Regions from separate parts of the Homo sapiens genome. Here region 2 is linked to region 1. A link is a loop called in an ENCODE intact Hi-C map of the cell type or tissue named here. Cell type or tissue: PC-9. All regions are shown on one strand. Each heading gives the region's core, and the rest is flanking DNA. Links, peaks and the distances in the headings are about the cores only. Region 1 holds the start of SRSF7 (serine and arginine rich splicing factor 7). Region 2 overlaps RMDN2 (regulator of microtubule dynamics 2).

Evidence for each region. Hi-C counts contacts between places; a loop is a spot of excess contacts. Peaks named below come from ENCODE experiments on the same cell type or tissue, not always from the same donor. Only the 100,000 strongest peaks of a DNase experiment are listed, where the experiment ranks them.
Region 2: it touches region 1 in a loop (9-fold over the local background); 2 of 110 quality-filtered maps call a loop at or near these places.

Annotation. Positions count from the first base shown.
Region 1 is chr2:38,736,781-38,753,014 of GRCh38, reverse strand. It overlaps SRSF7 (serine and arginine rich splicing factor 7), which reads left to right and starts at 1,654. Exons shown (of 8, transcript NM_001031684.3): 1 at 1,654-1,786; 2 at 2,821-3,001; 3 at 3,310-3,486; 4 at 4,362-4,436; 5 at 4,858-4,968; 6 at 6,268-6,321; 7 at 6,836-6,871; 8 at 7,828-9,416. The coding sequence starts at 1,759. The coding sequence ends at 7,882. RefSeq lists an enhancer at 1,150-1,209 and silencers at 2,070-2,169, 2,380-2,569, 12,005-12,177. In PC-9, for the core only: a CTCF peak has its summit at 11,941 (motif pointing right); a DNase peak (open chromatin) is centred at 11,884; H3K27ac peaks cover 2,535 bases.
Region 2 is chr2:37,974,309-37,990,542 of GRCh38, reverse strand. It overlaps RMDN2 (regulator of microtubule dynamics 2), which reads right to left. Exons shown (of 11, transcript NM_001170791.3): 4 at 15,229-15,331; 5 at 9,200-9,260; 6 at 927-1,002. All of the region lies in intron 2 of RMDN2-AS1 (RMDN2 antisense RNA 1), which reads left to right. Among named protein-coding and RNA genes, the nearest start is that of RMDN2-AS1, 54 kb to the left of the region's middle. RefSeq lists a silencer at 9,809-10,172. In PC-9, for the core only: CTCF peaks have their summits at 5,561, 5,761 (motif pointing left), 8,037 and 8,236 (motif pointing left); DNase peaks (open chromatin) are centred at 5,022, 5,732 and 8,242.

The DNA of each region.
Region 1 (16,234 bases), core at 7,882-15,881:
CTCACTGCAACCTCCGCCTCCTGGGTTCAAGCAGTTCTCCTGCCTCAGCCTCCGGAGTAGCTGGGACTACAGGCACACGCCACCACGCCAGGCTAATTTTTTGTATTTTAGTAGGGACAGGGTTTTACTGTGTTGCCCAGGCTGGTCTCAAACTCCTGAGCTCAGGCAATCCGCCCGCCTCGGCCTCCCAAAGTGCTGGCATTACAGGCGTGAGCCACTGCGCCTGGCCCCTATATAGTCTTTATAATTATTGTTTAATTCTTTTGAGAAGAACCTATAGATCTTTATAATTATTGTTTCTTTTGAGAAGAACCTTGTTAAGAAAAAAATCACCAAGACTAAGGGAGAACACATATACTCTACAGAGCTTCTATTTTCTTCTTAGAGATCTTCCTGAGAGAGATTAATTCTCTCCATAACTTAATCAACGTAAAAAATATGCATAAAATCATAGCATGACCTGGAAAGAATCCATGCTTTATTCACCAACTAGGCCTGCTTTCCCTGTACTCTCCATTCCACACCTATACTCACCAAATGAAGTTGCAAAAGACGAAAAAGATAAAAATGCAAATACCTAAATGTCTTTTTTTATGTACATTTCCAACTTTTGTGTATTCCAAGAATTTACGATGTAATGTCTATGTTTCTAGCAAAAAAGAACTTTTTCTCTATTTGTAGTTGGTGTCTAGAGCAATTCTAATGTAAAGAAGTTTTGCATTTATTTGGTACTGTTGAGTGGCTGAGCAGCAAGGCTGCTATTTCCACTGAGTGGAGATACACAAAGATGACTTAGGAGTCCCAGTCCTCAGGATCGGAGTATTGGTGGATCACACGTGTTACAAAGCAGAAAGCATTAGGAAAAGCAAATCAGTTACTTTGAGCTTCAGATGCAAATAATTTCCAAATTGTCACTGGCCAAAATGCTTTAAACATTCAGGGTTTTGTCACAATTTCAATATAAAGGGGGGAGGGGGGAGCGGGACCCCACAGCTCTATTCCTTTGTCTTTCAGACTCCAAGAACTCAGACCGTGGTGGTGCAAACTGGTGACTGGTTCAAAAGAAGTTGGAGGGGGCGTGTAGGACAGGAGGCTTTACCACCAGTCCCAGGGTGCGTCAAGGTCTATGGTGTAAAAACCACTACTCAGAATGGCGGGGTTCATGGACTTTTCACCATGGCCAAACCTTCGATTACCTCTGATGAGCCCCAAAGATCAGAGTAGCTGACTAGGCCAGGTCCCCCAGCAGAAGGGCGCGACGGCTGCAACATCAGCGGTTAAATTGTACAGCCTTTCATAGGCCGGTCTAATGCATCCGTACTAAGATTGTTAAGGCTGAGGGTCCCTAGCCTGGGGAAAAACGAAAGGAGGCAGAGGGTAGGGAGACGGGAAAGAAGACAAGGAGGGTGTAGAAAACGGGGAGAGGAGGGGGCGGGACAGCATGGGGAAGGCCTCAGGTTTACTGGAGAGATCGTGGCGTTCCCATAGAAACGTATCCCTCCGCCCATGACCCGCGTGTTAGTCTCTTCAGTTCCTTCCGCGTCGTTTCTTGGCTGTTTCCGCCCAGCTCCTTTGTGCCGCGCAGAACAACGAGATGACGCATGCGCAAAGCGCAGCGGCCGCATATATAAACGCGAACCCGGGCTCTTCCTCGTAGTGCCGCCGGGACTCTTGGCGGGTGAAGGTGTGTGTCAGCTTTTGCGTCACTCGAGCCCTGGGCGCTGCTTGCTAAAGAGCCGAGCACGCGGGTCTGTCATCATGTCGCGTTACGGGCGGTACGGAGGAGGTAAGAAGCTGGAGTCCGGTGAGGGACGTTGGTGTGGGTGTAGTGAGCACTGCGAGGCCGTAGGGTTGTCGCGGAGGTTGGGAGACGGTTATTCCGCGTGCGTAATGGCGGCTTAGGAGCACGCCAGACGAAGCCGGAGGCAGCGGAGGCGGGGTGCTGAAGGGAGACGGGATGGCGGGTGTACATCTCTGCCGAGTTCCGTACTCTTGGGCATTTTTGTGGCCCAATCCAGCCTAAAGCAGGGTTGAGATGACGGTTTTCGCGTTGCCTTTCTCGGAGCTGCCCGCCGGCCCCCCTCCCCCCCCGCCCTCGGCGGCGGCTGCCATTTTGCGCACATTGAGGACCGTGGTGGCGCATTTCCTCAGCGCTTTCCCGCCACTTCAGCGGACAGATCTGGCCGCAGCTGTAAGATCGTGGTTGTGTTTGAGATAGAACGAAATTGGCAGCTGTGAGCTGCATGTTCTCGTCAAACAATCGGTTAAATTGCGGAATGGGAATGGGGACGTAATCTGCGACTGGCGGCTGGGTTTTTTTTAGTTATTTCCAGCGCGGTTTATGGCTCTGGGGCGGGGAGCTGGAGTCTTGGGCGAGCCTGTGCCTGGGACGTTTGCCGCGGAGGACGAGAGCCGGCGCAGCCCTGCTCTCCTGGCCCGGCCCCTACCGAGGCCCTCCCGCCGCCGACGCCGCTGCCGCTGCGGGCCCGCGCGCTCCCGGTGCGCCCGGGGCTGCCGGGACTCATGGGTGGGGCCGGGCCAGGTTCCGCCCCACGCCTCGGTGTATCCTACCACGCGTTTCTGCTTGTGTTCGGGAGGGTCACCCCGCATTATTTAGAACGTTAAGAATTTTGTCAAAAGTCTAGTTTCTCAGGGATTTGCGGACTTTCACCAGTTTTACGACTAAGTTTTGTCTTGGATAGAGGGCATTAAATGTGCTTTACCCAATCTTGAGGATGGCCCGTTTTAAGGCAAATAAGTAATTGAAACTTGGGCCAGATTTTGCGTAACGTGCATTCTTCTATTTGCGTTTTTAAACAGAAACCAAGGTGTATGTTGGTAACCTGGGAACTGGCGCTGGCAAAGGAGAGTTAGAAAGGGCTTTCAGTTATTATGGTCCTTTAAGAACTGTATGGATTGCGAGAAATCCTCCAGGATTTGCCTTTGTGGAATTCGAAGATCCTAGAGATGCAGAAGATGCAGTACGAGGACTGGATGGAAAGTAAGTAAGATGTTATGAATCTTCTGTTCATTAAAATATACTGTGGCTAGATAATGAACTTAGTGCTAAATTTGGATTCTGAAGTCTGGAAGAGACCTTAAATAGCTGGTCATAGTGTTAAATGCTAAAGGCACACGAAGGTTAAAGAAGATAGCGGAGATGGAGTTAGGGCTTGGTAAAGACCGCCAAAGTTTGTTGGGGGGGAAGGAGTGGTTGGAAAGAGTGAGTGGTTGGAAAGAGTTCTTTTTAAATCTATAAGTCCTGAATATATTTTTAACTTTAGAATTTTGTTAATTTGCTTTTATTAGGGTGATTTGTGGCTCCCGAGTGAGGGTTGAACTATCGACAGGCATGCCTCGGAGATCACGTTTTGATAGACCACCTGCCCGACGTCCCTTTGATCCAAATGATAGATGCTATGAGTGTGGCGAAAAGGGACATTATGCTTATGATTGTCATCGTTACAGCCGGCGAAGAAGAAGCAGGTATTTATTTTAATAAAGGAATGGTTGGTATTCTAGTTAATCAAGTAATTCTTTTATTAGCAAGGCAGAAACTAGTGTTTTTCTATAAACTTGAATGTTAATTGTACAGGTGTATTTTACAATTTTTGTTTAATTAAAAAAATGTTACTATATTAATAATCAACCTGGTCAAAACCTTTCAGGTTTCTTCGTTTGAGTCAGTCGCCTTGATTCAGAATGTCACGAGCCTTATGATATCATGCTGAGGCGCCTTGCAAATCCGACAATTAAGATCCTCCTAGACCTTGAGGTGATCAGCATAAGAGGCCAGATCCCCTCGAGTCATCTACACCTAGCTTCACCTTATTCTTTAAAGGGCAGAAAATTTGAGACGGTGATCGCCGTAACAGTAAATTTGGCTTACAATTGGGGCCCCCCTCCGGTTTAGAAAGAGGAACACCAGATTGACCACATTCCCAACTAGAAAAATCTTCTTGCGTCAATCAAGCCTCACCTGGCTCATTTGGCTGTCAGTTTGATCGTCGTTAGATTGAAGAAAACATCTAGATGCAGCGATCGGCTATAGATACTTCTAGATCGTCTAGATCTACTAGACCATGGGCCAAAGAGGGTCGACCTGCAAACTTGCAAGGTTTATTTTAAATACACATTACAGTGTTTTATATTATGTAATGCTAAGTTGTAATTCAGCTTTTAACAAATCTTTTTTTAGGTAGTAAAAAAAAAAATACTCAACAACTAATAGGCCCAGAGTTTATTTCCAAATGAGACACTAAATTTAAATAGTTTTGAGATTTGATTTCAGCAGAGGCACACAAACTCTTAAAAACGAGTTATTGTCTGACATTTTGTTTTTTCTCTAACTTGAAAAATAGGTCACGGTCTAGATCACATTCTCGATCCAGAGGAAGGCGATACTCTCGCTCACGCAGCAGGAGCAGGGGACGAAGGTGAGATCTTGTTTAACTGAAGTCTTTCTGTATTATTATTAAATTCACTGGTAGTCCAACACAGAAAAAGCTCATTATTTTTTTTGGAGACAGGGTCTTGCTCTGTCACCCGGGCTGGAGTACAGGGGCATAACCACGACTCACTGCTGCCTTGATGATCTCTTGGGTTTAAGCAGTTCTCCTACCTCAGCCTCCCGAGTAGCTGGGACTGTAGGCACTGCCACCATACCCAGCTAATTTTTATTTTTGTAGAAATGGTCTTGCACTGTTTCCCAGGCTGGTCTCAAGCTCCTGGGCTCAAACGATCCTCCCGCAGTGCTGGGATTATGGGCATGAGCCACTGCACCGTTCCCCAGTTGAAGTCTTAACAGGCCAAAAAAAAAAAAAACTGTGGAGATGGACTTAAAGTTCTTTATTTTAGGTCAAGGTCAGCATCTCCTCGACGATCAAGATCTATCTCTCTTCGTAGATCAAGATCAGCTTCACTCAGAAGATCTAGGTCTGGTTCTATAAAAGGATCGAGGTATTTCCAGTATGTAACACTTTTTTTCCTTACTTGTGTTTGGATTGTTCACATCTTATCAGTAGAGTGTCTTAAGGACATAATTCAAATGGATTGCTTCAGGGAATATTTGAGATGTAAAAGTTTGGAATTTATGTGTAACTTGTAACATAAATATTAACCTAGTTTTACAGATGAAGAAAAGGGCTACTAGAGATTTTAAGGCTTGTTAGGCCGTGTGGTAGACAAGGGTCCCAAGCAATACAGTTCTACTCAACACTCTGGGTAGGCATGTTGCTATAAACTTTTCTGGCTTCAGATTGGATGATACTAGCTCTGAAAGATGGTAATTGATTTTCCCGACAAAAAGGCCTATTAGCACCAGGAAAAGAGATCAGAAGCAAGTAGAAACATTTCTCATTTTTGGAATGATGGGGTTGATTTGAGACACTGGAAAGTTGACTAGGGCAGTAGTGTGTACACAGAAATGAATGTGGATTTTTTTTTTTAGACCGTTTCAGACCTGAAAAAACTAAAGAACCAGAGCTTTACTATTTGTAGAAGGCCTTAAAAGGAGATAGAATGGAAAAAATTGTAAAATAAGTATTGCAACATGTAATTAACAATATTGTTATCTGTACCAACGATAAAACCGTGGTACGGAATGCTACTGGGAGTTAAATTGCTGTTTAATAGCACAAAACCTTTAAATGCAGGAATTCTGAATCTTGTGGTCTATTTGAGAAAGCTATGAACCATCTCTTTAGATAAATTTAAAAGATAGATATGTCAGTCTGATTTGGTTTGTCTGACAGATTGATGGCTCTCAAACATAACTTGATCCAGGAATAAAGCCTTACAAATGGGGGGCGGCTTTCTTTTCGTCTGGCCTTATCACCTGAATTAGTCTCAGTTCAGGGGTCTGGTTATTTTCATCCTGCCTTAGCCTCCTGAGTAGCTGGGACTGCCATTGTGTACCACAGTGCCCAGCTGAGGGATCTGTGCCTTAAGTGAGGTTAGTTTTGCTTCCTTCATACCAGTCTCATCAAATGAAAACCATGTATTTCCCTTGGATATTACACAGTGTTTGAGAATGTTATACCTGTACAGAAACTAACCAATTGAGTGATAGAAACAAGTAATTGAAATGGGGGTTCCTTATGTCTGGTAACACTTTGTTTGACAGTGTGTTAGACAGAATAAGGCAAGTGTTGCATCTTGTTTAGTTTTAGCTTCTTTATGCCTGACCAACCTAATACAGTGTTGAGTAGTTAAGGAAATTCCTTTGGACTGATTGATATAATTGTGTTTTTCACTTTTTTTATTAAGATCCCCGTCGAGGTCAAGATCAAGATCCAGGTCTATTTCACGACCAAGAAGCAGGTAGGGTAAAAATTTGATTATGCTTTTCTAGTTATATGGCACCAATATCCAAAGAGTTCAAAGTGTTTTTAATTGTTGAAATTTTAAGTGTTAACTCTAAACTTAGGTTTTAGTGGGAACACAGTACCTTATTTGTGTATGTCCTATTTATTACTGGCTGACTTTCCCTGAACAAGGGAATGTAAAACTATAGTGAGAAAGAAGCTTATGACTTGGGGGATTATATTAAAGAGGCCCTTGTTAGAACTGATAGGTGCATGGAGAAGCATCCTGAAATCGATGTGCTTAAAGCAGAATGTAAAAGATTAATCATGATGTAGTAATTGAGTCATTTTTTGAAAAACAGTTGTTGAAAGATTGGCTTTTGTTAGCAACAACTGGTAGGATGTTTTTCAGTTTAAGTGCAGTCTGACATTTTAAGCTTAGGACATTTGGGGGTTTTACGGTATTGGTGACTACAAGAAAGGGATTGGTTAGTACTCTTTCTTTAATAGAATTTCTCATGTTTTGACAGCCGATCAAAGTCCAGATCTCCATCTCCAAAAAGAAGGTAAGCTAAATGTTTTGTTGCCAAATCTTGCCTGTCAAGTGTGGCCTCTGCAGAATTTGTTTGCTTACTGCTTTGCAGTCTTTGAGCTCTTTGGAGAATTGGTGCTATATAGATTAAAATACTATGCTAAGTTTCTGAAATACTTTTTTTTTTTGATTCAGTAACATTAGTTTATACTTTTGCTGGAAATACTTAGTCATAAAATGTTAGGGTGATTATTAAGATGTGATTGGTCCTGTGAGTACTTGGTAGAAATTTTGGTAAGATAGATGCCTTTTCCCCACATGTACAATAGATACAAAGTGTGGAGAAAAGTCTTGGAAATAGTTACCTGCCTAGTGCTTCTTTATGACCAGAAAACTTCAAATAGTTGTCATATTTATCTAGTGCTTCTTAATGACCAGAAGACTTCAAATAGTTGTCATATTTAACTGCAGGTTGACCTTGCAATTTTGACAAGGAGGATAGCCTAATTTTTTTTTTTTTCTGGGATGGAGTTTTCGCTCTGTCCCCAGGCTTGGAGTGCAGTGGCTCAATCTTGGCTCACTGCAGCCTCCGATTCCCGGGTTCAAGCAATTATCCTGTCTCAGCCTCTTGAGCAGTTGGGATTACAGGCACCCACCGCCAAGCCTGGCTAATTTTTTGTATTTCTAGTAGAGACGGAGTTTCACCATGTTGGCGAGGTTGGTCTTAAACTCCTGATCTTAGGTGATCACCTGCCTCGGCCTCTCCCAAAGTGCTGGGGTTACAGGCGTGAGCCACCGTGCCTGGCCAGGGTAGCCTAATCTTAAGCCAGGGACAAAAGATGAATATATGTAAGTTTCATGTCATTTTTAGGTCTTTGCTATAGGAAATTAGTACCTTAGGCCACCTTTGAAGTTATTGAAAGTTAGTACATGTACATGAGAGTTTCAATTGACACTAATTGGATCCAAACCTAATGTTTTTCTTTTTAGTCGTTCCCCATCAGGAAGTCCTCGCAGAAGTGCAAGTCCTGAAAGAATGGACTGAAGCTCTCAAGTTCACCCTTTAGGGAAAAGTTATTTTGTTTACATTATTATAAGGGATTTGTGATGTCTGTAAAGTGTAACCTAGGAAAGATAATTCAACCATCTAATCAAAATGGATCTGGATTACTATGTAAATTCACAGCAGTAAGATAATATAAATTTTGTTGAATGTATTAACATCATATGGTCTGAAAATGTGGGTTTTTATTTGGCACATTTAAATAAAATGTTTCTAACTAGATTTTTGATTTGTGTTCAATATTAACACTTCTTAATTTGATATATTTGAGAGTCAGACATTATAATTGTTAACCTTATTCATACATACCTACATTCAGAATTGAAAGGTGTTGGTTAAGTCTTGAACATCACTATTCTATGCATAAAACTTGGCCAGGATCTTAAGGGACTTTGAAAATTCCATCTTACCCTTGTAGCTCTGGGTAAGATGACCTGAGTCCCTTATGATACAGCCTGAATGCATCATGACAGATCCTTAAGTTAGCTAATCCGTTTGAAGTTGGTGTTAGTAGGTATTGTATGATCAGTGGTGAAGCAAGTAGGACCACTGATGTGTCTAAATGAGCATGACAGGAACTAAACGAAACTGATTAAATGTATGAGAAATAGAAACATTTCTGGATGATCTTTATACTAATTGCAGCTTTCAGGCTACTAGGTGGCATAGTGTTAATTAGGACTCCCCAAGATATGGGGAGTTCTACTCTCAATGGTCTTGTTTCTTTGCTTTCTACATTAGTTAACCAGTTTTATACCAAAAAATGCATGTTTGAGGAATTGTCTGAAATTGGGACAAAACACCTTCATGTAAACCAGCTTTGCAAAATTTTCCAGCCCAGATACTCTTCATCTATTCAAATGGATTGTCTTATTCTGAGCAAAGACCTGTTGTTAATCTTCAAGCTAGGTTTTGCAGTTCCCAACCACAACATTCTTCTATTTTGCCAGGCTGGTGCAAAGTAATTAAAGATGTCAATCAGAAATGTCAATGAGACTAAAGTGGTTTTGTAAATCTCAGCTATATTTAGCAACACTCCATGTAGCTAATATTTTTTGGTAGCATCTGGTAGACCTTAGAATGTTACATAGCCAGTAGGTTCTTTATTCAAATTTTAAGTATCTTAAGAATAGTAGGGCAGTAACAGTTACTTTTGAGAGTTTTCTGGTCAAGCTTTTACCAGGCATTCTCTAGCCTTGGTACAAAAAAAAAAAAACCTGCTGGTTGCGCAGATACCTAGGCTTGTCCATTTTATGCATTTCAGCAAAGTCATTGGATACTATTGCAACTTGGGAATACTGGTCTGCATCAAGTTTATTCGGTAGTTTGACCGCTAGTATGTTGGAAGTTATTTGGATTGTTTTTGGAATTTTGACTGGCTGAATTATGGTTGGTATAAAGTTATGTGTATAACTGGCAGGCTTATTTATCTGTTGCACTTGGTTAGCTTTAATTGTTCTGTATTATTTAAAGATAAGTTTACTCAACAATAAATCTGCAGAGATTGAACAAATAATCCTGATACTTAATTTTTGGAAGTGGGAGCTCTCAGCCAAAAGTAGGAGGCATTAATCCTGTAGCTTTAGGATGGGCAGCTAGTAGCGTCCTAGAAATGAGTATAGAAAGGATAAAAAGGTGTGGAGGAGGGGTAGGGGCAAAAATGGTTTTAAACAAATTCCAGCCTTGTGGGGAAAAGGGCTGTTTGGGCCAATACCTCTTAGGTCATGTGCAACTTGGCACCCGTTACTGATAGATGCATTTCAAAATAAGCTTTGGTGCATCCCCCCACTTGTTTTCTGTGATTGGGATTGCCAAATTGATTGTCACTGATTGGAAGTGCTGCTCCAGACTCATTCCTTCTAAACTAGCCTAGCACTGATGAGTAATCAGTCAGTTTTTATTTTTAATTTTTAAAATTTTTTTGCTTGGTGCGGTGGCTCGCGCCTGTAATCCCCCAGCTACTTGGGAGTCTGAGGCGGGAGAATCACTTGAACCTGATTGAATAGAGGTTGCAGTGAGCTGAGATTGCGCCACTGTACTCCAGCCTGGGCGACAGAAAGACTCTGTCTCAAAAAAAAAAAATTAGTGTTGCAGTGAATGTACTGTACTGTACGTCATTGACAGGTGATGTACAGTACAGTACATCATTGATAGGTGAACATGCTTACCTAGATCATCCTCGGAAATTGCTGAGTCAAAGGGTATGTGCATTATAATTTTTGCTGGGTACTGTTGGTTTGCCTTCATGGCAGTGTATAGGAGTACCTGTTTCTTTGTATCAGTTCCTACCTGATGGGCTATCAAACTTGATTTTTACCAATCTCAAGTTGAAAAATGGTGTTTCAGCATAGATTTTTTTTAAGACGGAGTCTCGCTCTGTTGCCCAGGCTGGAGTGCAGTGGCGTGATCTTGGCTCACTGCAACCTCTGCTTCCTGGGTTCAAGTGATTCTCCTGCCTCAGCCTCCCAAGTAGCTTGGATTACAGGTGCCCGCCACCACGCCCTGCTAATTTGTACTTTTAGTAGAGACAGGGTTTTGCCATGCTGGGCAGGCTGGCCTTGAACCCTGACCTTTGGTGATCTGTCTGCCTCGGCCTCCCAAAGTGCTGGGATTACAGGCGTGAGCCACCGCGCCTGGCCTCAGCATATTTTTTTTGAGGCAGGTTCTCTGTCACACAGGCTGGAGTGCCATGGTACAATCAGCTTACTGCAGCCTCTGAACTCCTGGGCTCAAGTGATTCTGCCACCTCAGTCTCCCGAGTTGCTGGGACTACAGACTTGCACCACCACAGTCGGCTATTTTTTTTTTTAATTTTTAGTAGAGATCTCGCCTTGTTGCCCAGGCTGTTCTTGGACTCCTGGGCTTAAGTGATCCTCCCATTTTGGCCTCCCAAAGTGCTGGGATTCCAGGCATGAGCCACCATTCCCGGCTGTTTTACATTTTGAAGTGGTTGAAAAAGAATAAAAATTGTAACATTTTATGACATATGTAAGTTGTGTGAAATTTAAATTGTAGTGTTTATAAAGTTTTATGGAAACAGCTATGACTTGTTTGCTTATGGGCTGTCACTGTTTTTGTGCTAACAGTAGTGGAGTTGAGTGGTTGTGACAAAGTCCAACAAAGCCTGTAAAATCTACTCTCCTTTTCATTTTACAGACAATATTTGCCAGCCCCTGGTTTAGATATGTGTCTTCAACTTTACAACTTTCAAAACAATTTTATCTCTGGAGATCTTGGGTACCAAGATTATTTGTAGAGTTGCCAGGGCCTTACCAAGATAGACTTTTGGTCTGGGAAGCCTGACTTATCCAGGACTCTTTCCTTGAAGTGCTTTGTGAAGCTCGGGGGCAAATTCTAGCCAAACGCATTTACGGACTTACCGTAAAATGGATGAATGAGACCATACTAGGGAAAGCTTTTACTCTAGGGTAGTGGTTCTGATTGCTAGTTGCAGACTAAAATCACCCAGGGTGCTTAAAGACATTCAAATGAAAGAATCACTGAGGGTGAAGCCTGGGTATTAATGTAAAAATTTCACCTGGTGATTTCTGAGACAGCATCTGTCACCCAGGCTGGAGTGCAGTGGCATGATCGCTGCCTTGACTTCCTGGGCTCAGGTGATCCTCCTGCCTCTGCCTCCTGAGTAGCTGGGACTACAGGCACATGTCACCACACCCAGCTAATTTTTGTATTTTTTTCTTAAAGATGGGGTTTCACCATGTTGCTTAGGTGGGTCTCAAACTCCTGGGCTTAAGCATTCCACCGGCCTTGGCCTCCGTAAGTGCTAGGATTACAGGTGTGAGCCACAGTGCCTCGCTTCTCCCCTGGTTCTTCTAATACGCAACCAGAATTGAAAACCACTGCTCTGGAAGTGGTGTTAGTTATTGGAAGATTGGCCTGGTTTATTCTACTATAATAAGGAAGTAGCAGCACTCACATGTGAATCAAAGGATTCTGCTATTGTCCTCTAGGTTTCTCTGTCTCCAAATGATCCCATGCTGGAAAGGAAACTGAAAAAAACAGAAACTGCATTTTAATTTATATTAGTACCAGTAGAGGTCGCTGTGCTCAAAGAAATAATCATCTTTAAAAAAAAGTTAACATTCTATTCAGAATTTTTTTTTTTTTTTTTTGAGACAGAGTTTTGCTCTTGTTGCTCAGCCTGGAGTGCAGTGGCGCGATTTCGCTCACCGCAACTTCCACCTCCCGGGTTCAAGCTATTTTCCTGCCTCAGCCTCTTGAGTAGTTAGGATTATAGGCATGTGTCACCACCCCTGGCTAATTTTGTATTTTTAGTAGAGACGGGGTTTCTCCATGTTGATCAGGCTGGTCTCAAATTCCCGACCTCAGGTGATCCACCCACCTCAGCCTCCCAAAGTGCTGGGATTACAGGTGTGAGCCACCACGCCCGGCTAATTTTGTATTTTTAGTAGAGATGGGGTTTCACCACGTTGGCCAGGCTGGTTTCAAACCCCTGAGCTCAGGTGATCCACCCGCCTCGACCTCCCAAAGTGGTGGGATTATAGGCATGAGCCACCATGTCTGGCCTAAATATTTTTTTTAGTATAAAAAATTAAGTGTGTTACTTAATTCCTCTTGATTTTTTAAAACTATTTTTTAGTTAGTGGTTGAATCTTACCACAATCTAGTTCTGATTAATACTCTGGTAAAATATAGAAATTACACTCCAATGCTGTTTCCTTTTACTCTTCCCTCTTTTATGCTATATTTATGTATTCTAAACTTGATACTACTGTGTTACAAGTATTGCTTTGTGTAATCTTAACGTCTTTTTTTTTTTTTTTTTTTTGAGACGGAGTCTCACTCTGTTGCCAGGCTGGAGTGCAGTGGCATGATATTGGTTCACTGCAACCTCTGCCTCCTGGGTTCAAGCAGTCCTCCTGCCTCAGCCTCCTGAGTAGCTGGGACTACAGGCACGTGCCACCATGCCCAGCTAATTTTTGTAATTTTAGTAGAGACAGGGTTTCACCATGTTGGCCAGGATGGTCTTGATCTTTTGACCTTGTGATCCACCTGCCTCAGCCTCCCAAAGTGCTGGGATTACAGGCGTGAGCCACCATGCCCGGCTAATCTTATGTCTTTTAAGAGAATAAATGAAAAAATACAATGTCTTATTAATCCATATATTTACTATTTCTGATCTTCTTTATTTCTTTCCATGGATTCTGGTGTAATTTCAGTATGGAGGACTTCCTCTAGTATTTCTCATAAGGCAGGCTTGCTAGCAATGAATTCCCTAGTCTTTATTTCACCTTTGCTTTTGAAGGATAGTTCTGGGTGATAATTGAATCTCTGGTTTTGAAGCACTTTGACCATGTCATTCCACGGCATTCTGGGCTCCATTGTTCCAGATGAGAAGTCAGCTGTTAATTGTACTGGTGCTGGTGGTCCCCTGTAGCGAGGAGTCATTTTTCTCCTGCTGCTTTCAAATTTTGTTTGCTTTTGACATTCAGCAGTTTAAATGTATCAACAGTTTGGTGTATCTAGATGGGAATCTCTATTCTTGAAGTTTGTTGAGCTTCTTAGATTTATAGATAATTGGTTTTCATCAAATTTGGAAGTTTTTTGCCATTATTTTTTTTTGTCCCTCTCTTTGGACTCCCATTACTCATACGCTCATGTGCTTGTTTTCTCACAGGTCTCTGAGGTTCTGTTCAGTTTTCTTCAATCTCTTTTCTGTTTTTCAGGTTGAATAATTCCTATTAATCTACCTTCAAGTTCACTTACTCTTTCTTCTGCTGTCTCAAATCTACTTCTGACTCTCTCTAGTTAACTTTTTTTTTGTTTTGTTTTGTTTTTTTTTGAGACAGTTTCACTGTGTTGCCCAGGCTGGAGTGCAGTGGCGTGATGTTGGCTCACTGCAACCTCTGCCTCCCGGGTTCAAGTGATTCTCGTGCCTCAGCCTCCCAGTATTACAGGCACAGGCACATGGTGATGCCTGGCTAATTTTTGTAGTATTAGTAGAGATGGGGTTTCACCAGGTTGACCAGGCTGGTCTTGAATTACTGTCCTCAAGTGATCCGCCCACCTCAGCCTCCCAAAGTGCTGGGATTACAGGTGTGAGCCATTGTGCCTGGCCTCTCTAGTTAACTTCTTATGCATCATTATACTGTTTTCAACAAACTTCTACTTGATTCCCTTTTTTTTTTTTTTGAGGTAGTGTCTCACTCTGTCACCCAGGATGGAGTGCAGTGGCATGATCTCAGCTTACTGCAACCTCCGCCTCCCAGGTTCAAGCAATTCTCCTGGCTCAGCCTCCCAAGTGGCTGGGATTACAGGTGTGCACCACCACACCTAGCTAATTTTTGCATTTTTAGTACAGATTGGGTTTTGCCATGTTGGCCAGGCTGGTCTCAAACTTCTGGCCTCAGGTGATCTGCCTGCCTCGGGCTCCCAGAGTGCTGGGATTACAGGCGTGAGCCATTGGCCCCAGCCTACTTGATTCCTTTTTATAATCTCCAGTTTTTTTGTTTTTGTTTTTGTTTTCAACATTCTTGTGTTTATCTTTTAAAAGACAGTCTCCCTGTGTTGTCCAGGCTGCAGTGCAGTTGGCTATTCACAGGTGGGATCATAGTATACTATAGTCTTGAACTCCTGGGCTCAAACAAGCCTCCTGTCTCAGCCTCCTGAGTAGCTGGGACTACAGGCATGAACCCCTATGCCCAGCTTCTTATGCTTATTTTAAAATTCTAGGGGGTTGCCTTGTGTCTGCACAGCTTAGGGGGCAGCCACTTTCTGGAGAGTTTGTGCTGACACCTCAACCAGTCAGACTTCTGTCCTCTGCTGATGGATCTTTGTGTAGGTAGGTGAGTAATTTTAATATTCAGGCTGCTTTCAAGTCTATCTTAAGTTTTACTTTTTGTTGAGCCCTTCATCTCTGTTGCACATGTACCCAGCCTCCGATCAGCCAAAAATCTGCTTGCAGCCACGACTGCAACCTCAGGCCAGTAGAGCCATAAGCCCTCCCTGCCTGCACAGCACTGGGATTGTTACTTCCATTGATGATGGTTTGGGTATGGCTGCCACTCACACCTCCAAATGGAGTAAACCCTCTTTCAACCACAGCTGCTTGCTTGTCCTCATGTTCTGTTTTGCCTCAGCAGAACCTTCACAATTACTGAGTTGGAGGAGTGAGGGGGATACGAACAGCCCCAGGCAAGAACACTACAGACTCCCACTATTCCTACTCAAAGCTCAGTAGTTTTTCAGACAACATATCTCAGACTGGAAGGTTTTATGTCTGTTTCCAGAACACCAAAATTGTTTTGAGCTGGGAGTAGTGGTGCGTGCTTATAGTTGCAGGTACTTAGGAGGCTGAGGCTGGAGGGGGGATTGCTTGAGGGCAGGAATTCAAGACCAACCTGGGCAACATAGTAAGACCCCCCATCTCTATAAACAACAAAAAAAATGTTTCGTCCAATTTTTTCAGCATTTTAATTGCTCGAACTATAATAAGGAGAGGATTTGCTGACGTCCTTGCCTGACTGTAGCTGGAAGTGCTGCCCAAAGCACGAGACTTTAATGATGATCTGCGTAACTGAGTTAAGCAGGAAATGCCTTGATTGGGAAAGGATTGCACTCCTGTCCAAACAGCCTCTTGAAAACTGGTGATCCAATTGCTTAAAATGGTTAAGAGTGAAAATGGGAACTGGCCGGGGACCAGGACACATGCTGAGCTTCCTTCCTGCCCTGTGCTGGTAGTCCTGCATTTTTTTCCATGTTCTACTTTTCGTAAACTCTCCAGTTCCACCTCCACAGCATGACATCTTAGTCTTCACAGCAGTGTTTGTGTAATTATTTTAATATGACATCTCACCTTGTACAATTTTTTATTTTTGAGACAGTCTTGCTCTGTAACCCAGGCTGGAGTGCAGTGGTGCAATCTAGGCTCACTGCAACCTCCGCTTCGCAGGTTCAAGCAGTTATCTGCCTCAGCCTCCTGAGTAGCTGGGATTACAGGCACCTGCCACCATGCCTGGCTAATTTTTGTGTTTTTAGTAGAGACGGGATTTCACCATCTTGGCCAGGCTGGTCTTGAACTCCTGACCTAGTGATCCACCCGCCTTGGCCTCCCAAACTGCTGGGATTACAGGCGTGAGCCACCGCGTCCAGCACCTTCTAAAATTTTACTTCTTGCTGGGGCCTTCAGCGATTTTATCATAAAATCACCCAATTATGCTGACATGCTGTCACATGTCACAATCTATGTCTTATAAGCACATGGAAGGGCTTCTCAAGCAAAGTTATGTGTTTCATGAAAAAGGACAGATTGGTTGCTGCCACAAAAAGAGTTTCTCTAAATTTTTGCTTCCC
Region 2 (16,234 bases), core at 3,580-11,579, 760 kb after region 1:
TTTTTTTTTTTTTTTTTTTTTTTTGAGATGGAGTCTCATTCTATTGCCCAGGCTCGAGTGCAGTGGCATGATCATGGCTCACTGCAACCTCCGCCTCCCTGGTTCAAGCGATTCTCCTGCTTCAGCCTCCCAAGTAGCTGGGATTACAGGCGCCCGCCACCATGCCTGGCTAATTTTTGTATTTTTAGTAGAGATGGGGTTTCACCATGTTGGCCAGGCTGGTCTCGAACTCCTGGCCTCAAGCAATCTGCCCGCTTCAGCCTCCCAAAGTGCTGTGATTACAGGTGTGAGCCACCACACCCGGCCGGCTAATTCTTAATCTTTGAAAAAGTGATACTCATCTACTCCGTGACTTCTTTCAGAATCTGGACTAATAATAATTTTTTTTTTTTTTTTTTTTCAGACGGAGTCTCACTCTGTCACCCAGGCTGGAGTGCAGTGGCGTGACCCTGGCTCACTGCAAGCTCCGCCCCCCAGGTTCATGCCATTCTCCTGCCTCAGCCTCCTGAGTAGCTGGGACTATAGGCGCCCGCCACCACTAATTTTTGTGTGTGTGTATTTTTAGTAGAGATGGGGCTTCACAGTGTTCGCCAGGATGGTCTCAATCTCCTGACCTCGTGATCCACCCACCTTGGCCTCCCAAAGTGCTGGGATTACAGGCGTGAGCCTCTGTGCCCGGCCAACTAATAATAATCTTTAATCACCCAAATAATTTAATTCTTTTTGTCACAGTACTATTTAAAGAGTATAATTTCATTTTCTAACATTTAAACAAAAAAGCAAATTCCCAGAGCTTAATCTGTTGAATAATCTGGTTTATACCCATTGATGGAACATATGGCTACATTAAAACATTTTTATTATTAATAAATACCCTTCCATATGTCTGGATCTGAAAAGAAATATGAAAAAAAAAAAAGAAATACCTTGAAGAGGTGCCCATAGTTGATTTTGTTTTGTAAACCCTCAAACTCAGATACATAGCCACACAAAACTGCATACCTGAAAAGGACAAAAACAGACAAAAACAGTGGCCACTGTGTAAATTTTTAACAAAATGCCACCAAAACATAACATTAAAAGAAACTCTAAAGCATTCATTCATATTTAACAGGAGTATTCATATAAATATAAGGGCCCTAACAATAATAAATACTTGACATTAACATGAGGCCAGTTTTCTCATCTATAACTGGGGATACTAACAATATTTACATGTATACTGTGAGGGTAAAATAAGCCAAAACAGGTAGTGTGATTAGAACAGTGACCAGGACATAAGGACTTTCAATAAATGTTACCTGCCGCTATCATCATCATCAATATTAAAGTCATGAAGAAACTCTCAGAAAAAGTCTAATCACATTAAGCATTAAATTAGAAAAAATATTGTCAACAGATTTATAACATTAAAAATACTGTTAAAGTCAACTTAAAAAATTCATTCCCTCCTTTAAAAAACTTACAATTTCATGAGCTCCTTTAATACCAATAAATATGCAAATAAATACCACGATTAAAACAAAATCAAAGGTAATTTTAGAGTATGCTTTTTCAAAAAATTTCCCCTTCTCCTTCAACCCTTCCTGGAAACACTTCATTGCTAGAATAGTGCATCCCATGGGTCATTTATTTGTTTCCACTGAGAATACAAAAATTTATACAAATAGTTATTTGACTTTAAGTTGCATGCAATATTTGTTCAGCAATTTGCTTATTTACTGGAAAAATTGAAGATATGTTGCTTTTCACATTCAGAGTGTTTCTACCTGTACAAAAATCTTTGAAGTATTTCAGAGTGTTTTTGTCTAAGGTAAAATATCCATTTACTTAAATATTTCGAGTAGGTGTTAATTTTTACTTGCATTGTCATAGTAACTAAGATGAAAAATGTAACTTTGGATGTTATTTATCTCAGCCATTTCTATGAATATCCATAACTTCCAAGTACAAAAAAACAGTGAATAATTTTAATTTGGAACAGTAAGACCATTCCTAGACACAAACGATAACTTAATTCATACCACATATGGACAACCAATAAAATGGCCACTTTTCAGTTATGACCTTTTTGATCTCTGTTTTCAGTTTCTGTATAATCAACAGAATCTGCTATAGTAAAAGCAAGGAGGAGGACCATATCAACGTACTAAAAACAACCTCAGAACTTAACTAGATTAGGATACACTACTACTCACGAGTTCTAAAATCAGACTGAATTTCATGTACCTCTCTAGATCCACAATAAATCTTTCCAGAGATTTCAAATTCAAGAAAAGCAGATTAACAGAAAATGACTCTCAAACTGCTTTATAAAAACTTATTGTTGCCTCAGGCCTATGTTCTTTTATTTAAAAAATTAATAAACTATGTTTTGGAGCACTTTTAGGTTCTCAGCAAAACTGAGCAGAAAGTATGGAGGATTCCCATATATCTCCTATCCTAGCCCCTACATTATAGCCCCCACTATTATTTATTTATTTAGAGATGAAGACATGCTCTATCGCCCAGTCTGGAGTGCAGTGGTGCAATCTTGGCTCACTGCAACCTCTGCCTCCCAGGTTCAAGCAATTCTCATGCTTCAGCTTCCTGAGTAGCTGGGACTACAGGCATGTGCCACCATGCCTGGCTAATTTTTGTATTTTTAGTAGAGATGGGATTTCACCATGTTGGCCAGACTGGTCTCGAACTCCTGACCTCAGGTGATCTGCCCACCTCGACCTCCCAAAGCGCTGGGATTACAGGCAAGAGCCACTGTGCCTGGCCAACTTCCCCCACTATTAACATCCCACTTCACAGTGGTACATTTGTTAAAACTGATGAAACTACACTGACACATCAGTAACATCCAAAGTCCGTAGTTTACAATATGGTTTGTACTTGGTGTTTAATATTCTATGGGTTTTGACAAATGTATAATGACATGTGTATACTGTTGTAATGTGTTACATAAAAGTTTTACTTCCTATAAAAATCCTCTGTGTTCTGCTTATTCATCCCTCCCTCCCCGCAACCCCTGGCAACCACTGATCCTTTTACTGTCTCCATAGTTTGGTCTTTCCCAGAATGTCATATAGTTGGAACCATATAGTATATTGCCTTTTCAGATTGCCTTCTTTTACTTAGTAATATGTATTTAAGGTTCCTCCACATCTTTTCATGGCCTTGATAGCTCATTTCTGTTTAGCCCTGAGTAATTTTTCATTGAATGGATATACCATAGTTTTATTCATTCGCCTGTTGAATATTTGTTAAGCGTTTCTCATAGAGATCTTGTACATACTTTGTTCATTTTCATCTATGTATTTCAATATTTTTGGTGCTAATGTAAATAGTGTTATGTTTTTAATTTCAAACTCCACTTCTTCATTGCTGGTATAGAGGAAACTGATTGACTTTTGTACCTTAACCTTGTATCTAGCAACCTTGCTATAATTGCTTAATCCCAAGAGATTTTTTTTTTAGATTTTTTACAAAGACAATCATATCATTGTCTTTGCAAACAATTTTATTTCTTCCCTCCCAATCTGCATACCTTTTATTTTCTTTTCTTGTTATATGGCATTAGCTAGAACTTTCAGTATAATGTTAAAAAGCAGTGGTAAGAGGGAACATCCTTACCTTGCTCCTGATCTTAGTTTCTCAATGGTGGGAAAGCAAGTTTCTCACCATTAAGTATAATGTTAGCTGTATGTTTCCTGTAAATGTTCTTTATCAAGTTGAGGAAAATTGATAAAATTTTCCTCAACTTGATAAAGTTTGCTGAGAGTTTGCTAGTTTGCTGAGAGTTTCTTTCTTTGCACTATCAATGAGTGTTAGATTTTGTCAAATGCTTTTTCTGTGTCTGTTAAAATAATCATGTAATTTTTTTCTGCTTTGGTGTGTTAATGTGGTGGATTATAGTAATTGATTTTCAAATGTTGAACTGGTCTTGCAGACCAGGAATAAATCTCACTTGGTTATATAATTCTTTTTACACATTGTCAGATTCAATCTGCTAATATTTTATTGAAGATTTTTGCTTCTATATTCATGAGAGATAATGGCCTACTACAGTTTCCTTCCAGTGTCTGATGTTGGTATTAGGGTAATGCTACACTCAAACAATGAGTTAGGAAGTGTACCCTCTACTTCTATCTTATGTAATTGGTATAATTTTCTCCTTAAGTATTTGGTAGAATTTACCAATGACCCCGTCTGGTCCTGATGCTTTCTGTTTTGGAAAATTATAAATTATTTATTCCATTTTTTCAATAGAAGTAGGCCTATTCAAATTATCTACTCACCATGTTATTTTGAAATGGCCTCTGCCATTCTGTTCAATGTTTCCTCTCAACGAGTTCCAGTTTGGGGAACAATTCTAATCCTTCCAAATTCAATATGACTACCTCCCCAAACTCTCTATTTTTGTCATGGGCATTATCATTTTCCAAATTATTTGGACTTAAAACTTTAGGCCACTTTCTATTTAAATATACTTTTAGAACAGCTTTGAATTTACAAAAAAATTCTCATAGTACAGACAATTCCCTTACATGCCACACCTAGTTTTCCCTATTGTTAACATCTTACATTACTACAGTACATTTGTCAAAACTGTACCAATATTGATATACAATATTGATACAAAATTGTCACAATGAACCAATATTAATACACTATTAACTAAAATCTATATTTTATTCAAATTTCTATCATATTTCCCTATTATCCTTAGTCATTTTTGACATCTTTCTCTCCATCCTTCCTTTCATATTTACTTCTATTAATTCATAACTTGTTAGGTATCTTTTTCAACATGTTAAAATCTTTTGAGTTACTGTTGTGATCCATCATATACCCTGTTACTTCTAATTTTGTGTTCTCTGTAACTTTTACAAGCATACTTTCTATATCTTCACCCACCAACAAAATTACTGAACACACTGGGGACCAAGATACAGACCTGGCCCTAGAATCACCCCCAGATTGACAGTGATCTGTTGCATAACTGAGCCTCAAACCGTTTAGTCAGCATGGGTTAGCTGACTCAAAGCTTGACCACATTTCTACATCTTGTCCAAAAAATGTTATGAGTGAACTTGCCTCAGTGCTTTACTTCAATCCAGGTATACTGGATTGATTTCCCTACTCTACTAGCAAAATAAATAAATAAATAAATAAAAAACAGATCATTTCACCTTTTTAGAAAAATCTGTCTTGGTTCTCTTTCAGCGTACACACTTATCTAGAGATGCACAAAACAACCCATCTAACCGTGCTGGAATGAAAAGCATAGATGCTATGTTCACTGGTCTATAGTGGTAGAATCTATCTTCTGCTATTTTCTGCAAATCAGAACTACTTATGGATATCTCTAGGCTTTTATTTTGCTCTCTCAACATATTCTCTCCAAGTTACTCTGAGTCAAGGGAAAAAAAACCCCATGATTTATAAATACCATAATATGAAATATGTACATTTTCCCTTTTAAATAATCTGCCCCTAGAGTTACATTTTTCATATTTTTTTGGAATCTGCTTCTTTAAAGTTTAAAATATTATCTATCATTTTATGTATCATAAATTCAAAGCTACCTGGTCACTTTCTCCCAAAGGGTCATTACTTCTTTTCTTTCAATCCATTCTACCTATGTTTGTGTGTGTATCTGATTTTTTAATACTGTTCATTTAAAATACTTAATTTTATTTTTTTTTCTCAAATACTCAGGCTGATGGAAATTCTGAAAAAAGTTAATTCACAACATGGTATATTACCTCCATCTAGAGGTCATTCTAACTACATATGTTTTGACAAGAACACTGTATTTTTCTTTGCATTGATAGTGAATATATCCTTAATCATTGACTATCATACTGTTTCAACAACTACTAAAACAACTCCATTAATTTCCCTGCAGTATTTCTCATTCAGCACCAATGCTGTTTATACTATGAAAAAGCAGAGGCAGCATACTGTTAACAGAAAAATGACTAGGCATATAAGAATACAAAACTGGGTTCTAGTTTCTGTTTTTCCACTTGTTGTATTGCTCTGATTACTAATCAATACACACATTCATGCGTGCATGCACACATACACACAGTACCTTGCTTACCCCATCTATAAAGTGAAAACAAGCTGCTCTGTAAATCACATGTTCTAAGACATGTGGATATAATTTGCAAAGGGTAGAGCACAACCAATATGTAAGACATTACTTATAATTAAGGTCTGGCTTATTTGGCCAACAAACTGCAAATCCATTGGTCACTTTATTCTCATTCTCTTGATTCCAGGAGTATTAAATATTTTTTGTCAGTAGAACAAAAACAACTGAATCTTATAGAAAGCATATACAGCCTTAAAGTTACAAAGTCATTTCATTTTAGAAAAGATAGAGATAAAACTAAGTCATTAGAATGATCTGTATTTTTCAATCATTCCCAAATCATACTAACCCTTTTTGAAATTTATTCTTAAAGATTACATCTTTTGTTTCAAACTGAAGGTTTGTAAACCATCATATAATACTGTAAACGATGGGTCTGCAAACTCTTGCAGTAGGGCCAGATAGTAAACATTTTAGACTTTGGGGCCAGTCTTTTGCAACTACTCTGCTGCTGTGCAAAAATGCCTGTGTGTGGCTGTGATCCAATAAAACTTTATTTACAAAAACAGGCAGTCAAATTCATCTGCAGGCTATAGTTTGTCATTCATGCTGAATGAATGAGAATATGTCTTATTATCATACTAATAAATTCAGCCTTAATTCAGTTTTAACATAATTAAAGAGAGTCCAGCAGAATAAGATTTGAACATTTTATTATAATTAATTATAAAATCAGGCCACCTAAATTTCACCCATTGCTTCTCAAGTCAAAGTTTAAATTTCTTTTTTCATCCCCTCAAACATCTACTATTTAATTTAAGGAGGACTTTTGCATTCAGTGGGATATAGTATAAGAATTAAGATTAAATTGACATTTAAATTTCTCAAATCTTAATCAACTGATTAATTTTATTTTTTTAATTCAAAACTGATACTGAATAAGAAATTAGGTGAAACACAATTGAATCACTACTCTGTGTTTTGATAAGATTTAATACTGGGGTTAAATGCTATGATTATAAACAAGACAAGGCATTTAGTTCTCAACAAAAAGTAAAAGAAGATGAACAAAGGAGATGTAACCAGATTAGTGGAAGACAGACTGGGAAACCCAGAGTTCAGCATCATCTATGCTCACAAGATACATTTCAAGGTACTTAATGAAGCCCTCAGAGAAAATTCAAATTCAACATTGCTCCTCTATGAAAATTTGGAAACCCACACTGATAAATAACCTCAAATTGACGATTTACACCAAATGCACATTTTTAATGTGATTCTTCATGGGTACAGATGCATGTGGGAGAGAAGGAAGAGGACAGAGGATGGGAAAGGAAGAGCAATAGACGAGGGAGAGAAAGAAGAGAAGGAAGAGGAGGGGAGGGAACAGAGGAGTCAGAGGTAAGAGACAGGAAGAGTAGGGGAGGAGGAGGAGGAGTTGAGAGTTAAAAGTAGGACTTCGGTGTTCTTTCTGCATCCTAATTAGGCTAACCAGTTCCCAAATACCTCCATTATCAAACGCGATGAAGAGAGAGAGTAGGGCTTGATCACCACAAATTCATTACAGTTACTACTAAACGTAGGAACAGAAGTACTTTAACATATATGTTAATTTACTAGTGTTATTATGTAAATTAGATTATCTAGGTAAACCTGGCTAACATAAATAATTGCCAAGACCCTCTGTTCTAGGGAAATGATCTTAAGTCTGTACCAAATTGTTACCTGAAAAATTACCTTTTTCCCTAGAATTTTGGCAGAGGCACCGAGTACAAAACAATACTTTATCTATTAGGTACTCCAATCCCTAAAGCAAGATTCTCTACTATCCATCCGCGACACACTAAGAAATTATTCACAGGTTCTGCCAGATTTAGCCCTTCACTCTTCTCCAGGCTACGTAAGATAAGGAAAATAATTCACCAGAGGGAGGAAGAGACTGGGAGTGAGGATTTCTACAGGGTTAGGGTGCTGTGGGTTCTGCCTTCCACTCTCTCATGACAGAGGGCAGGGGCTAGGCTTGCATCTCATCTAAAGCTATGTGAGGGCAGCATCAAAAAGTCTATTCATATTTTGGCATGTGTCCCTTTGAGTTCGGACAAATAAAATGTTACCGGATTCCTCCCCAGGGAATTTTAAGTGAGAGTTTGTGAGTGGAGCTCCCCCTGCTGGTGGCAGAGTGAAAAAAGAGGTCTCCTTTGAGGAAATGGTTTGTACTTCAGATTTTGGTGGGGCAAAAATGAGTCTTCTGTGGGACAAATGTGGACCTGTGGAAAGGGAGTCATTTTAAGAGAGATTTTGCCTAAGAGTGCCCCTACATCATAGGGATGGGAAATAAAGTAACCGCAAAGAAGGGTGGATTTCTGGAAACTTAGGGCTGAAGAAAGGGTCATACATTTATTATTGTATCTTCCCACTATCTGGGGCACCTGTATTGCTGGAGAGAAAAAGAAACCAAGAGAAAAAGAAAACAAATGTAAAAATGCAACTACAAGAAAAAGGAAGAATAATAATTTAAAACAATATATTCCTTATTGTTTTATAATTTATAATTTATATTTATAAAATAATGTTTACATAAACATACAAAGGGTCCAAACACAATTAAGAATGATTTTTTTTTTGCTCTAAGGATATTTACCTATACCAATCTAACTAATTAAATTCTCTTTGTTTGAACTTTTAATATCATAAATGGCTTTTCCTTGATCTGTGGAATTTGTATATTACGATGCATCAATGCATAAGAAATGGTTGATGTGCTTTTCTACATTTCATTTAGAAACATGCTATCATTTTAGTATTTGTGTTCAAGCAAAATGTTATACTGAACTAGATTTAATTATAACGTATCATCTTCAAAGCCAGTAGACTTGGTAGATTCATTCAATAATTTTTCAATAAAAGTTTCCCTTAAATATATTTCAAGGCTGCATAATAAAAATGTGAATAAACAGAATAAGAACAGTTACTGTGCTATTATACATATTTTTCAGTGAATGTGACTGACAGATTAAACGTATGAGTCAATAGTATTTTGAAAAATCCATTTAATTTATAAAGAGGCAGGTTAGAATTTAAAAGACTGCATAAATCCTATACACTTACCACAGATGACAATGTCCATTCATGGGTGCTCTATTAATAGCTCTTTCACTTAAAGTTTTTCCTGAAAGATAAAAGTACTTACACTTAATACCTTCATGTGAGTTGGTAGGAGGTGGATTATTGAATTAACTCATGGTTCACAAAGTATGGTCCCAAGACCAGAAGCATCAGCATCACATGGCAACTTTGTTTAAGAACTTTTCAGCCACATTGGAGATCTACTCCATCACACACTGTGGGATTGGGGCCCAATAATCTGTGGTTTAATGAGCCTCCAATGATTCTGATGTATGCTAAGGTTTGACACCCACTAGACTAAGCAACTTAACCAAGTGCAAGAAACGTCATTTAATTACTGCTTACAAAGCGTAATAGAAATTTTCTGTATTCCATTCAAACAACATTTACTGAGTACCTACTATGTGCCATACTGTGTGAGTGTCTGGGAATAAAATGTAAAATAAGACAGAGTCCTTGACCTCCAAGAGCTCACCGTTCAGTATGCTGCAGGCATATAAACAAGTAAGTTACATGCAAGAAAAAAAAAAAGACCAAGGTGAAAAAGAGGGCACAGCAGAGTGGGTAACTCTAACTCTGCCTGAAGGAGTAAGGGAAGGCTTCCCTGAGAAGTTCTTGCCTAATCATTCACAATAATGAACAGGGCCAGTGACATAAATAATTCCCCCAAATTATTTTACTTAGTTTTAGAGGAATTTTTAACCATGTAATAATTAATTTGGGGCTGGACCTGGTGGCTCACACCTGTAATCCTAGCACTTTGGGAGGCCGAGGCAGGTGGATCACCTGAGGTCAGGAATTCGAGACCAATCTGGCCAACATGGCGAAACCCTGTCTCTACTAAAAACACAAAAATTAGCTGGGCGTGGTGGTGCATGCCTGTAATCCCAGCTACTCAGGAGGCTGAGGCAGGAGAATCACTTGATCCCAGGAGGCAGAGGTTGCAGCGTGCTGAGATTGCGCCATTGCACTCCAGCCTGGGGGACAGAGCGAGACTCTGTCTCAAATAAAAAAAAACCAAAAATAATAATAATTTGGATAGAGGTTTGTTTATGGCTTGGAAAATCTAAATACCTGCAAATAAAACAGAACTGTGTTCTGAGAATCTTTCTCAAAAGGGGCCCTTTTGTTTTATAACTTCTTTTCTCCCTGATCCATTATTATTATCTTGAAGAGACTATCCAAGGATATGCAAAATGCTTTTCTAAATAAGTGGTTGAGATAATCTTTATAAATAAAAATATTTTATTCTAAAACCACGGTTCTATTTGTTAATTTGTTAAGGTGGCATTCTACAGTTCTATCCATTAAGATAAATATTCTGTGTAGAAATCGACATAAATTGGAAACAATTAAAAAGTGAAGCATTTTAATAATAATTAACTGCAGTGTGAACAAATATTAAAGAAATTAGCAATTTTAAATGAATGATTAAAAACATGCTTTTTAATGTAAAAACATTAAAAACTAAATCAATTTTTTAGCTACATTACCAAATGAATAAAACTTTCAGCGTACTGCCAGAAGCCTGAAATAGAAGTGATTCCATCACTCCAAGAATATAAAAAGACGCCGGGTAGTATACAAACTAGATTCATAGCCTCACTTATGCAGTCAGAATAAAAGTAAAGCTATTTCCTTTAGAGAACTGTATTTTGTGATCTTTATGATGCATTCATATCGATTACTTAATTAGGAAAGTTAGAAAAATGTTTCTTTAAATAAAGATTCATATCATAATACTTCAGAAACATACTGCATAATGATATACTCACTTTGAGTTTTATCAAAGAATTTTGTACTCTCCAGTGATCAAATCTGTACTAAGCATAACAACCTTAAACATGCTATTATGAGAAGAAATCTTCTGCACTTCCTCCCTCATGCTGAACCCCAACGTTCTTCCACGGCTGGTCTGAGCCCCTGCCTTGCTCTCAGTTCCAGTATACTTGGTCATTACCATTACTAAGCACTTACTCCTTATACACTGAATATAATTGGCTGTCCCTTTATTATCTTTTCCATAGAATAGGTTCCGTAGTGTTGTGCAGCCTTCATCTTATTTATGCCTCTCCTTCTCTCCCTCCTCCCCTTCCCTCCACCCTTCGTTTTCACACTGTTCCTTGACAAAATAATTTTGAATAAATATTTCTTAAATGGATAAATTAAAGGAATTCTTTTACTTTTATTTCAATATCTGAATGAACACATCGGAGGCTTTTTCTACTCCTTTTTCTTTGGCACTATAAACTCTTCTCTTTTGGATATATCCTATTTCAATTCTATGCTTCATTTTAGCCCCTGAATTCCCTTCAACCTATTTCTTTACGAATTTCACCATCTAAGACATTAACTCAGTTAAACTCCCATTCCATTTAAGAATAGAGATCCAGAGCGATTTTACCTATGGCAAACTGTAACTTCCATAAGAAAGACTTCCCTGCATCAACCTCCATCCTCTGCCATCATATTCTCCTTTCTGCTACATATGCTCGCAAACAGCCTGTTCTCTATCTATCTATCTATCTATCTATCTATCTATCTATCTGAGAAAGGGTCTTGCTCTGTTACCCACTCTGCAGTGCAGTGGTGAGATCATGGCTCACTGTGGCTTTGATCTCTTGGACTCAAACGATCCTCCCACCTCAGTCGTGTTATTTTTAGTAGAGACAAGGTCTCCCTATGTTGCCCAGGCTGGTCTCGGGCTTCTGAGCTCAAGCTATCTGCCCGCCTTGGCCTCCCAAAGTGCTGGGATTACAGGCATGAGCCACTACATCCAGCCTCTGTACTCTTCTTTAATAAGAGCTTATTTCCATTCGTTTTTGTATATGTATGATTATTTGACTAGTGCTGCCTCCCCTACAAAGCCATAAGCTCCCCTGTAGCCTGAAAACATGTCTATTTTGCTATCCTATTCCTACCTTAGTACATAATACCCAGGGTAGGGCAGGTACTTATGAAAAAAATGTATTTACCTTTCCCTCTCCCTCCCCCTCCCTCTCCCCCCTCCCCTTTGCACGGTCTCCCTCTGATGCCGAGCCCAGGCTGGACTGTACTGCCGCCATCTCGACTCACTGCAACCTCCCTGCCTGATTCTCCTGCCTCAGCCTGCCAAGTACCTGCGATTGCAGGCACGCATCACCACGCCTGACTGGTTTTCGTATTTTTTGGTGGAGACGGGGTTTCACCGTGTTGGCCGGGCTGGTCTCTAGCTCCTGATCGCGAGTGATCTGCCAGCCTCGGCCTCCCGAGGTGTCGGGATTGCAGACAGAGTCTCACTCACTCAGTGCTCAATGTTGCCCAGGCTGGAGTGCAGTGGCGTGATCTCGGCTCACTACAGTCTCCACCTCCCAGCCGCCTGCCTTGGCCTCCCAAAGTGTCGAGATTGCAGCCTCTGCCCGGCCGCCACCCCATCTAGGAAGTGAGGAGCGTCTCTGCCTGGCCGCCCATCGTCCGGGATGTGAGGAGCCCCTCTGCCCGGCCGCCCAGTCTGGGAACTGAGGAGCGCCTCTTCCCGGCCATCATCCCATCTAGGAAGTGAGGAGCGTCTCTGCCCGGCCACCCATCGTCTGGGATGTGGGGAGCGCCTCTGCCCCGCCGCCCCATCTGAGATGTGAAGAGCGCCTCTACCCGGCCGCGACCCCGTCTGGGAATTGAGGAGTGTCTCTGCCCCACTGGCACCCCGTCTGGGAGGTGAGGAGGTCTCTGAGCGGCCGCCCGGTCTGAGAAGTGAGGAGCCCCTCCGCCCAGCAGCCGCCCCATCTGGGAACTGAGGAGCCCCTCCGCCTGGCAGCCGCCCCATCCGGGAAGTGAGGCGCGTCTCCGCCCGGCAGCCGCCCCGTCCGGGAGGTGGGGGCAGCCCCCGCCCAGCCAGCCGCCCCGTCTGGGAGGTGGGGGCGCCTCTGCCCGGCCGACCCGTCTGGGAAGTGAGGAGCCCCTCTGCCCGGCCACCACCCCGTCTGGGAGGTGTACCCAACAGCTCGTTGAGAACGGGCCATGATGACGATGGCGGTTTTGTCGAATAGAAAAGGGGGAAATGTGGGGAAAAGAAAGAGAGATCAGATTGTTACTGTGTGTAGAAAGAAGTAGACATAGGAGACTCCATTTTGTTCTGTACTAAAAAATTCTTCTGCCTTGGGATGCTGTTAATCTATAACCTTACCCCCAACCCTGTGCTCTCTGAAACATATGCTGTGTCCACTAAGGGTTAAATGGATTAAGGGCGGTGCAAGATGTGCTTTGTTAAACAGATGCTTGAAGGCAGCATGCTCGTTCAGAGTCATCACCACTCCCTAATCTGAAGTACCCAGGGACACAAACACTGCAGAAGGCGGCAGGGCCCTCTGCCTAGGAAAACCAGAGACCTTTGTTCACATGTTTATCTGCTGACCTTCCCTCCACTATTGTCCTGTGACCCTGCCAAATCCCCCTCTCCGAGAAACACCCAAGAATGATCAATAAATACTAAAAAAATTTAAAAAAAAAAAGAAAAAAATGTATTTAATATTGATGAATGTTGGAACACTTTACATAGATATACTTGGATTTTCTCAGTAGATATGAAAATAAATCCCCTTGTTCTCCTTGGTTAAGTTTTTATTTATGTTGAAATTAATACATCTCTTCTCTAGAATTCTGTTTTGTATATGGTCTGCAAACTGGAATGCTACAGAAAAACTCCACAAAGCTGATGATGAATATGCAAACAAGAGGGGGAAGCCCTCTCATCCTCCTCCCACTGGGGGAAACGAAAGCACAGAGGTCATTCAGCAAATGAATCTCCAAGTGGAAAAATATAATTACAAGGAGTTTGGTAAAACTTTCTACTTGGAAATAAAAATTACAGAGAACTAGACTGGGAAGAAATCTTTCTTGCTGTGTCTTCCTCTTGCTATCTTTTCTAGAAGAAAAGCCTGGAAATGAGAAGCCTTCGGAATAAATGAAGAATTCAAAAGATTTTGATGTCAAAGTACTATGCTGACATTCAGAGAGATGGCAGGTAGGGGCTTTTGCAAGGACACATTTTGACATCCAGTAAGAGTCAAGGTGAGGTATAAAAATAACAGTTTGATATTCTATCTATTTAGTTGTTCTTGTTGTGATGAAAAATTTCAAAAACTTGTAGAAAAGTATAGATGTCAGAATAATGAACCAACATGTAATCATCATTCAGCTTAGACAATTATCAAACAGAGTTTTTAACAAGGTTAATCTTGTTTCATCAAGATACATTTGGAAAAAACATTAAAGTCTGCGAGTTTATTCTTCGTAGTCCCTAGAGTTCTACATTACAGGAAGTAAGATGTGTTACTTTAACTGTGGTTGACAACTGCTGAAGACACTTGTCCTCTGCCTGTTATTGTTTCTCAAACACTGCCACTACATTTCTTGTCTAAGTTTTATAAAGTTAAAAGATGAAATTTAAGTTTTTTTCAGTTACCTATTCTAATATATTCAAATATTTCTGAAGAACATATACTTTAGCCCTAAAATGCCTTTCTGTTCTGAGAGTGTACATTTTTTTGTACCATAATATATTAAAATAGATTAAACATACTGGTTTTAGCTAAGATAATTTAGCTTTAGTTAACATTCACTAGTGATTTACTATAGATCTTTTTTTTTATTACACTTTAAGTTCTTGCATACATGTGCAAAACATGCAGGTCATAGGTATACACGTGCCACGGTGGTTTTCTGCACCCATCAACCCGACATCTACATTAGGTATTTCTCCTAATGCTATCCCTCCCCTAGCCTCCCACCCCAAGACAGGCCCTGTTGTGTGATGTTCCCCTCCCTGTGTCCATGTATTCTCATTGTTCAACTCCCACTTATGAGTGAGAACATGCAGTGTTTGGTTTTCTGTTCTTGTGTTAGTTTGCTGAGAATGATGGTTTCCAGCTTCATCCATGTCCCTGCAAAGGACATGAACTCATCCTTTTTTACGGCTGCATGATTTACTATAGATCTTAATTGCTACTTGAGAATAATCTTTACAAAATGCTTACCAATATTAGCATAATGTTTCTTTTCTTGTGTGTTTGTAGATAGTTCATACATGTCTCCATAAGCACGAGCAAATCGCCACATAAACTCTATTTCATCTCTAAACTGAAAAGAAAAGATGGAGTTGCCTGTTAAATTAACTTGGTAACTTGTCTATTCTATTCTTGTTTTCTACTGCAACTTTTTAAAAACTTAGGCAGGTAAACTGGTATTTATAGATTATTGAATCTATGTATATGCATATTTCGTGTGAAACATTTTTAATCCAAATACTCATGGCTAAGAAATATGACCTAATGTAGTGTTACATTTGGATCTTAAAACCAATTAATATTATCCAGACACTAGCTCCATCTATGCAGAGAAGAGATTTGATAGGCACCAAAATCTAGAAATTCTTCCTGAGCTGTGGCATCCTTTTCTTCTTTTCCTTTCCAAGTTATCTATTATCAATATAATGAGCATCTCAGTTAATATCTGTAAATTGAAAATGCATATACTCAAAAGAGCAGTCACTTTTTTTACTCAAATTACCTAAATATAATCCTGGAGAGCTATCAAGTTTTAGACAATGTGTTTAGAGTTGCTAAATCCTCAGACAAATAGAGATTTATTTCTCCATGGGACACTGCAAACTTTTAATTTTTAATTTTATTTTATTTTATTTTATTTTTTTTAGTGGTGGTGGTAAGAGCTCTGGACAGGCTTTTCTTATTCAGACCCAACACTAAACACTGCAAAATCAACAAATGACCATTGGTAGAAATAGCTTTGAATACCCATATCTGTCTCAAAATATTTGTTAAATATATAAATTAGTAAAAAAAAAAAATCAAATAAAAGTAAATCTGCGTAATTATAGCTCTGGTTCTCATTTTTATGACCTTAGAGTCTAATAAACTTTTACATTTACTTTTTTAAAATTTTATGCATCTTAAATAAAAAATAAATTTTAAAAAATTTTAGTCATTTTATAGAGAAATTTTACATCAATCATCAAAATGTGGG